Regions from separate parts of the Homo sapiens genome. Here region 2 is linked to region 1. Evidence: chromatin contacts called from ENCODE Hi-C data. All regions are on one chromosome and are shown on one strand. The core of a region is the stretch at or near the end of the contact, and the rest is flanking DNA. Distances in the headings are between cores, read along the strand shown. Region 1 holds the start of SKAP1 (src kinase associated phosphoprotein 1). Region 2 holds the start of ATP5MC1 (ATP synthase membrane subunit c locus 1).

Region 1 (4,479 bases), core at 569-3,068:
ATCTGAAGACTTCAATTAAAAACAGTCAGCTAACAAGAAAATAATCTAAGCTAAAGGAAGGTGGCAGGTGCAGAAATGAGTTGTTTACCAAAGTGTCAGTTTTGAACAATGAAGAACTGCACATCAAAAATGCTGAAGGAATGGATTTCATTGCAAGCCTCTGAAAATAAAAAGGAATTTTCTACCAAGCCTAGACACAAAACTGAAGTATAGTTTAATAAGCTTATAAAATAGGTTTCCTCTCATCAAATGACAGATACCAATAAAAAGAATCAGTTTATATATTTCAATGCAAGGGCAGAGTTAAACTTTTTGCCACAGTCCCTTCTTTCCTAGAAACCAAAGACAATTACAGCCTTCCTTCACAAGCCTAATATTAAACCAACAACAGAGGGAAAGGCTGGATTGTTTCTTCTTAGACACCCAGATAATTCTCTTTTACCCTGCAAATAGTTTTCTACCCCCAAAATTTAGATTTATTCTGATCGTAAGTAAAACGGATTTTGGAAACCTCACCTCAAAAGAAATATCTAGCTGACAGCTTTTACATAGAAGCAATCCAGAATGGAAATAGTGCTACAGACAGAGACCAAAAGGACTTGCCAAATATTTGATTAGGAGGCATTTATACCGAGATAACAAGGTAATGGAGATATAAAACCAATTAAATTGAGAGAAACTGAAAAAAAATACTGCTTGCCAAAAATATGACCTGCCCAAAGCAGGCCGTCTGTTAAATATGTGTCAACTATGTCAACTTAGATGCCAAAAGGCTTAATTCTGAATAGTTTCCTCCTGGGAGCCTTATGCGACTGCAGATTCCAGGCCTCTGTCCTCCCTGGAAGGTTAGTTACAGGAAAGCAAGTAAAAGTGACTTCCACCACGAAACCCAGCAGATGAAACTGCCCGTTAGCAACGTCTCTTTGTGACATCTCTTTGGAGTGTTGGCAGTGTGTGTTGAGTGTTGACGGGGATGGCCGGAACTCTTTAAACCACCGCTTAGACACTGTAGTTGGAAGGTGAACACACCACAATGGGAGTTGGAAGGTGAACACACCACAATGGGGGCACTTCTAGAAAAGGAGGAAATCCCATACTGAGAATGAGCCTGCCTTGGGGTGGGTGAGACCCCTAGACGTCTGCAGGGTGATAAAGGGAGGGCTGGGGTTTTCGCACTGACAAAAACTCACGTCAACCACCTGGCCTTGGCCCATGGGGATCCCATGAGCCCCTCGCAGCCCCCTGGAGAGCCTCGGGGACCTCTAAGCAGGAAGGTTTGGGGTCTTCTGTGAGAGGTGAGGAAGTCGTGGCTGGGGAAGGAGGGGGACGGGAAACCCTACAGATGTAGGGCAGTCCTTTGGAGAAAGGGACAGGTCGGAGACCAGGCAAGGTGGCATGGGGGACCAAGAACCTGGCCTGAGGACTTTAGAAGCCGGGGAGGTGAAGTGGAGGCGTGGAGGTGCCTCAAGGCAAAAGAAGATGTGGGACTCCAGGGAGTGAAAGGGGCCCTGAGGTGAGAGGATGGAAAGCTGGCTCTAGGGAGTTGAGGGCTCTAGAAGCCTTAAGGTTCTAGAAGGAGGTGAGTGACGAAGCCGTAAAGAAAGCCTGGCCGTGGGAGGCCTGGTGTCCCCTTTCGGCCTTCGGCTCAGCACTGGAGGGGGCCTGCGCCAGGGCGTTACCTTCCAGGAGCCAACGGATCTCCTCAGGGAGGGCGGCGGCCTGCATTTGGCTGGGCGGGAGAGAGGCGGGACGGGGCGCGGGCCCTGGTCGGGAGGCGGACGGGCTGGAAGGCGACCCGGCTGCACCGCGAGGCACCTGTACCTCAGCCGCGGTCGCCGCCCGCCCAGCCCGGCCGCGGGGCGGGGCCGTGGGTCCCCGGGCGCGTCAGGAAGTGGCGCGGGCGGCAGGCGGGGACCGGAACGGGGCGCGGGGCGTGGGTGCACGTGGCGCTCACGCCGGAGCCCCACGGTAGAAGGATTGGGGGTGCCGGAAGCACCGCACCGTGCGAGGCCAAAGGTGCGCCCCTCCAGCACCCACCAAAACAAAAGACTTCACAAGGCTCAAAGGACCCACGGCTTTGGACACTCCATCCTAAGCACCGAACAGTTGACCTCACGGTGGCAGATTTGAAAGACCACGGGGTGCCTGAAGTAGGGTGCAGGGAGGCAGAATCCAAGGAAGAGATCCCCGTCAAGCATAGCACCCCTCAATTGCCGGTCCAGTTCACATCTCCATCCCCAGAAAAGAGGGCAAAACTTCGCTCTTTGGGAAGCCACAATGTTGAAAGGAAATGATTAATTCCCAATAAGCAATATAAGGACACCAACATTTGGGAGAATCGCGGCAGCGTGGCAGCAAGGGACACAGGAAACCAAACTGTGCTGTTCTCCCTCAGGATGGAAAGGCCCTGAGGAAAGGAAGGGGTAACACAGGGAGAAAGCTGAGGGAGAGGAGAACAGAGCCCTTTCCCTCCAGGAGCTGCGGAAGGGAGGAAAGTGAAGGACAAAATCACACGGTCTCATTCAAGGGACAGTTGGTGTCAGTGTCCTGGTTGTGACATGGTACTGTAATAGTGCCAGATGTTACCCTTGGGGGAAACTGGGTAAAGGTAGACAGAGTTCCTCTATTATTTCTGAAACTCTCTGTGAATCTATAATTCTCAAAATAAAGAGGTTTTTTAAGTACAATAGGTCAACTGCCATGAAAAAAGTATAAAGTGCTATGGTTGATAAAAGAAGGGAGCTGAATACCAGAAAAGGAGGGAAGAGGCCAGGCATTGTGGCTCACACCTGTAATCACAGCACTTTGGGAGGCTGAAGCAGGAGGATCACTTGAGCCCAGGAATCTGAGGTTACAGCCAACTATGATCACCCCAGTGTACCCCAGCCTGGGCAACAGAGCAAGACCCTGTCTCTTAAAAAAGAAAGAAAATAAAAAGAAGTGCCAGTGTGCATGTGAGTGTTTAAAGGTGCATGTGGTGTTTGAGATGGGCTCTGAAAAACACACCAGACTTTGAAGGGGCAGAGGACTTTCCAGGTGGAAGGACCAGAGTAAAGAAAGATGGAAGAGCCCTCACCAGCTTGAGGAATAGTTAGTAGCCCTCTTTTACTGGATGTTGTAGAAAGACTATGGTTGTCAAGATAAACTGCAGCTCTACTGTGAAGGGACTTGAAAGTCAGAATAGGAATGTTGAACTTAATTGAGAGGGCACTGGGGAGCCATTGACAATTTTTGAGATTGGGAATGACCTAACCAGAGCTCCGGGGTGGTATGTGGCCTCACACATCTCCACCTCTGCCTTTTTCCTTCTTTGTAAAAAATGGCATTTCTATTCTCAGACTCAACCTACAGAATATGTAGAAAAGATTAGGAGTGGTGGGAAAAGACACAGGGGGAAGTGGGTAAAATGGTTTTTACAACAGCCATAAGGGGAATAATGATGGACTCAATCTAGCAGACGGGGCAAGAGCAGTAAGAAGAAACCATCGAGAAGGATGAGTGTGATAAAAGTGCCTGCCTCCTTGTACTGTTTCCCATCCAGAGATACAGCCTCAAAGATGAGGGTGTGATCCTTTAAGGAGTACAGTGCATCCTGCCATCTGAAAAGCAGTGGTGCATTGGTTTCAGTGTCACATGACCCACCTACAAGCTGCAGTAAATTGGGGTGAGGGGACAGAGGCTGGCATGAGCCTCTCTGGGGTATCTGGCTCCTGCTCATCCTCCTTCCTGCCCTGAGAAAGTATAGTAATGGGTGGCTGGGCACAGTGGCTCACGCCTATAATCCCAGCACTTTGGGAGGCCAAGGCAGGCGGATCACGAGGTCAGGAGTTTGAGGTCAGCCTGACCAATATAGTGAAACCCCGTCTCTACTAATAATACAAAAATTAGCTGGGCATGGTGGTGCACGCCTGTAATCCCAGCTACTCGGGTGGCTGAGGCAGGAGAATCACATGAACCCGGGGGGCGGAGGTTGCAGTGAGCCGAGATCAGGCCATTGCACTCTAGCCTGGGTGACAGGGCAAGACTCCATCTCAAAAAAAAGAAAGAAAGAAAGAAAGAAAGTATAGCAATGGGCAGACTACCCCTTTCAGGCTTGGGATCAAGTACCAGGTACCCCCATGGCATTTTTACCAACTTCACCACTTCACCTATAAAATTGTAGCTGCTCTAGAATCATTTTGAAGTACTTATGAGGCATACTAAAAAGCAAGGAAAGATACATGGGAACTGTCTGTGCTATCATCTCAATTTTTTTTTGGTAAATCTAAACTGTTACACAAAAAATACAGCAAGGGCAGCAAAGTCTCCCCATATGTCAACCTAAACTTTGCCTTGCTTTCCTTCTTGGCAACAGAAGAAAATTTGATAACCTCCCCCTCTTCTTCAAGGATATGGTGTCACATACTAATATAAGCTACCAGCTAATGAATTGTTTGATAAAGAGCAGTAAACCCAGGTAATTGCACTTCTTTGCAGGCT
Region 2 (4,479 bases), core at 950-3,449, 460 kb after region 1:
ATTTTCAACATTTTTTTCATTCTTTTTCCATGCATATTTTTTCACAATTCTATGCATAGTTTTGCATTATAAAATATTTCTCAATATAAAATCTTCTTCAAGGCCAGGCGCAGTGGCTCATGCCTGCAATCCCAGCACTTTAGAAGGCCAAGGCGAGCAGATCACTTGAGGTCAGGAATTCAAGACCAGCCTGACCAACATGGTGAAACCCCTTCTCTACTAAAAATACAAAAATTAGCCGGGCATGGTGGTGCGCGCCTGTAATCCCAGCTACTTGGGAGGCTGAGGCAGGAGAATTGCTTGAACCGGGGAGGCAAAGGTTGCAGTGAGCAGAGACCGCACCACCGCACTACAGTGTGTGAAACAGAGTGAGACTCCGTCTCAAAAAATAATAATAATAAAAATAAAATATTCTTCAAAAACATGGCCGGGCGCGCTGGCTCACGCCTGTAATCCCAACACTTTGGGAGGCTGAGGCGGGCGGATCACGAGGTCAGGAGATCGAGACCATCCCGGCTAACACGGTGAAACCCCGTCTCTACTAAAAATACAAAAAATTAGCCGGGCGTGGTGGCGGGCGCCTATAGTCCCAGCTACTCCGGAGGCTGAGGCAGGAGAATGGCGTGAACCCGGGAGGCGGAGCTTGCAGTGAGCCGAGATAGCGCCGCTGCACTCCAGCTTGGCAACAGAGCGAGACTCCGTCTCAAAAAAAACACATGATTTTATTTCCTGTTTTATTTCTGCTTATTTCATCAAGTGAAAATATCATAACTTATTTCACCTTTTACTGTCAGTGGAACATTTACTTGTTTCCAATTTCGACAAACTCTGCAAATGCACATCTTTTTAAAAGAATCTGCATTTCTGATTCTTCAAAATAAATTCCTAGAAGTGATATTACTGGATGAAAAGTGGATGGAGAGCTTAAAGGCTCTTAGTTACTCAAGAATTACTGGGTCAAAGAGGATGGCCCATTCACAGCCTTTGAATAAAAATAAATATTGCCAAACTGCTTTCAAGGAAGGTTTTCTAATTCATCCTCTCACCAGCAATATAGGAGAGCGTGTGGCTCACATTAATAAAAAGAACTCTGCTGTTTTGAGCAGTACTAAGCGGAGCGTTTAAACTTATATTTCTTTGATTAGGAAGGCTGACATTCGTTCCTGCAATTCATATTTCTTCCTTACTGAATTGCCTGTTCCTATCCTTTGCTCGTTTTTCTATAGGGATATTATTTCATTCTTTCAGTGTTGTTTTTACAAAATAAACAATTTTTTTGTTTGTTTTTTCCCCCGAGACGGAATCCTGCTCAGTTGCCCAGGCTGGAGTGCAGTGGCGCGATCTCGGCTCCCTGCAACCTCGGCCTCCCGGGTTCAAGCGATTCTCCTGCCTCAGCCTCCCAAGTAGCTGGGATTACAGGCACGCGCCACCACCATGCCCGGCTAATTTTTGTATTCTTAGTAGAGACGGGGTTTCACCATGCTGGTCAGGCTGATCTCGAACTCCTGACCTCAGGTGATCCGCCCGCCTCGGCCTCCCAAAGTGCTGGGATTACAGGCGTGAGCCACTGCACCCGGCCCAACAAATGTTTTAGAAAGCCATCTGGATGATAGTCCATGACTGCTGAACACCGGCTGAGGTCCACAAAACTGCGCTCACCGCTTGGGGACTTTCCAGCCGGCCTTTACTCTCCATGGAAAGCGGTCTTTCCACAAACCTCCACGGTGGGAATTACTGCAAAGGCATCGGCTCTCCCGGCCTAGAATATCTCGCGGGATCTCAGCTGTCCTTGGGCCCCCCCCCTCAGCGCAACTACCAATCCCAACATGCAACGCGCCCCGTGGCCCAAGCGCCCGAATGAAGGCTCGGGGCCAAAGTCATGTGTCTGACTGCGTCACACGTCCCGTCATCTCTCCCACGCCTTTTTCTTCAGCGTACACCTTGGTCGCCATCTTGTGCGCGAGGTTATGGAACCTCTGAGTCCCGCCAACTCTATGGTCGAGCGTTTCAGGGATCGGCCAATCGTAATCCAGATCTCGTAGGAAAGCCCCGCCTCTATCCGCATGGAGGCGGGAATTGCCACGAAGCTCCTGTGGAGGGAGAGGAAGCAGCTGCGGAAAGCCAATAAGAGTGGGGAATCGATGACGTCAACCAATGGGGACGCGGGGATATTACGGCCAATGAGAATGGAGAAGGTCCAGGACACGTGGGTGGGGGAAGCTGAGCGCTGAGACCAAGGGCTAAAGCTGGGAGGTGAGTCTGTCACCTTGAGCCGGGCGAGCGCTGTGGGCCAAGCAGGGGTTGCAGGGTAGTAGGAGTGCAGGTGACTTGGGGCCGGGAGCCAGCAATAGGCAGGGTTGTGGGCTGGGCAGTGTGGAGGGGTATTTCCCCCCAGTGCTGGGAGAGGCTATGGCAATCTAGATATGGCCTTATCAATGAATGTTAATTACCAACGGTAATGAACGATTGACTGCCTCGGCTGGGGCGGGTCGGGGACTGCTGTGTAAGATGGGCAGGATCCTGCGCGACACCTGCCCAGTATCCGCCTCCAGTCTTCCCGAGAGACCATTCCCTTTCGCAACATTTCCTTCCTGGGGCTTGGGCACATTTCCTTGACTTCCGATCTCCATGACTTTGCTTTGAAGACCCACTGCTCTGTCCCTCTGACCTCTAATGCCCTCCTCAGCTGGGGCACGGTGCAAGGAAGAGCGTGGTCTAGGGAGGACGGACGGGGGTGAAGGGGACGACCAAAGGTCGTCATTATAAGCAAACAACCAGGGTCTCAGTGGGATTATTATTACTATTTTTTCCCCCTCTGCAGACTGAAAAAATGCAGACCGCCGGGGCATTATTCATTTCTCCAGCTCTGGTAAGGTGCCGCGCCGCAGTGCTCTGTAGTACCAGGTGTATGGTGTGGACGCCATCAGTGTTTAATGAATGAACCCAGGGGAGCTTGGCGTCCTGATGATGTAGGCTCTTTGAGGTGGCTGTAGGATGTGATGAAGGTAACCCCTGTTTATCTGGGCCTGTGAACCAAGCTATCTTGGCTTTGGAATGTGGTCAGAGAGTCTGGATTTGATTTTTATCCCCAGTCTGTCCTGGCCATAGAGACAGCCCACTAAAACAGTGGTTTTCAACAGTGGCTGCACGTTAGAATCATCCAGGGAACTTTTTAAAATCCTGATGCCTAGGCTGCACCTTAGACCATTTGCATCAGACTTTGGGAATGGGGGTGGAACCCAGGCATCTGTATCTTTTAAGACTTCTCCAGATGATTCCACCGTGCAGCCAAGTTTGAGAACCACTGCACTAAAAATTATTTCAAAAAAGCCATGTTACAGATGGCTCTCCTTGGATGGCTATTCCAGTCGGTTTCCGGGGCTGACTGGCCCACTCCATTTAGGGTGTGTAGCTGTGAGTGTATTTTAGCAGAATAAAATTTCCCCCATCTGATTACTTGGTGATCTGGGTATAAACCTTTCCTGTACCTGCTTTGGTATTAGTGTGGGTTCTTGTTCCATTCTGAGAAGCTGATTAAAGCTGTGCCCAAAGAAGTGAACTTTGGTTTGGTTTTGAATGGTGAAGGTTGCCACTGCTGACTATATCAAGCTATTGAGACAGCTGTCTCTGGGGCAGGCCTATCTGATAGGAACAGGAATAAATTGACCTTGAAATACATTGAACTTATTCTGTTTATGAAATCTGTAGTCATTTTTGACAGCTCAGCAATTAGGATTTTTTTTCCTTGACTGATTTGGTAGGATGTGGCTTTCTGATTTTACAGATCCGCTGTTGTACCAGGGGTCTAATCAGGCCTGTGTCTGCCTCCTTCTTGAATAGCCCAGTGAATTCATCTAAACAGGTAAGGGAGGAATAGCTCTCTTAGGAATGTTCCCAAGGCCCAGGATGGTGGCTCACACCTGTAATCCCAGCTCTTTGAGAGGCTGAGGCGAGAGGATCACTTGAGCCCAGTTGTTCAAGACCAGCCTGGGCAACACAGTGAAACCCCATCTCTACAAAAAAAATAAAAAAATTAGCCATGTGTGGTGGCATGTGGCTGTAGTCCCAGTTACTCCAGGGCTGAGATGAGAGGATTGGTTAATCCCAGAGGTCGAGACTGCTGTGACTATGCCACTGCACTCCAGACTGGGTGACAGAGCAAGACCCTGACTCATAAAAACCCATTAATTAATTTTTTTTAAATCAAGGAATGTTCCCAGACAGGGGTCCTTCAGCTTAAGTTGCCTTTAGACCAAAGTGGGAGGAGAGTTGGAGAATCTGTATGCTTTAATAGTTCTAAGTCCCCCAAGGTAAGCCTTGTAGGTAAGAAACTTATAAAAGTGAGGTGTGCCTAACCCATGAAATTTCCCTAGTCCTGTCTGCTGTCTGACAACAGACTCTAAGACTAATTCCCAGCATACTCTGCAATCAGAGTATTCTGCATTTACCAGGCAGTTTGCCAACAGTTTCAGAGCTCAG

What was found. Hi-C counts contacts between places; a loop is a spot of excess contacts on that map. Pooled maps may share reads with other maps.
Region 2: a map with no recorded cell type shows a loop between it and region 1 (11-fold over the local background). The contact joins the promoter of ATP5MC1 here to the promoter of SKAP1 in region 1. A Hi-C loop is called at or near these places in 2 of 37 single-sample maps with no recorded cell type and 5 of 50 pooled maps.

What each region holds. Positions count from the first base shown.
Region 1 is chr17:48,428,396-48,432,874 of GRCh38, forward strand. SKAP1 (src kinase associated phosphoprotein 1) reads right to left here and starts at 1,819. Exons shown (of 13, transcript NM_003726.4): 1 at 1,680-1,819. The coding sequence starts at 1,725. RefSeq lists a silencer at 1,733-1,992.
Region 2 is chr17:48,890,588-48,895,066 of GRCh38, forward strand. It overlaps ATP5MC1 (ATP synthase membrane subunit c locus 1), which reads left to right and starts at 2,200. Exons shown (of 5, transcript NM_005175.3): 1 at 2,200-2,323; 2 at 2,822-2,869; 3 at 3,785-3,862. The coding sequence starts at 2,831. It overlaps LOC105371814 (a long non-coding RNA gene), which reads right to left. Exons shown (of 4, transcript NR_135674.1): 2 at 1,660-2,090. RefSeq lists enhancers at 1,016-1,995, 1,633-2,092, 2,103-2,222, 2,803-2,912, 2,953-3,002.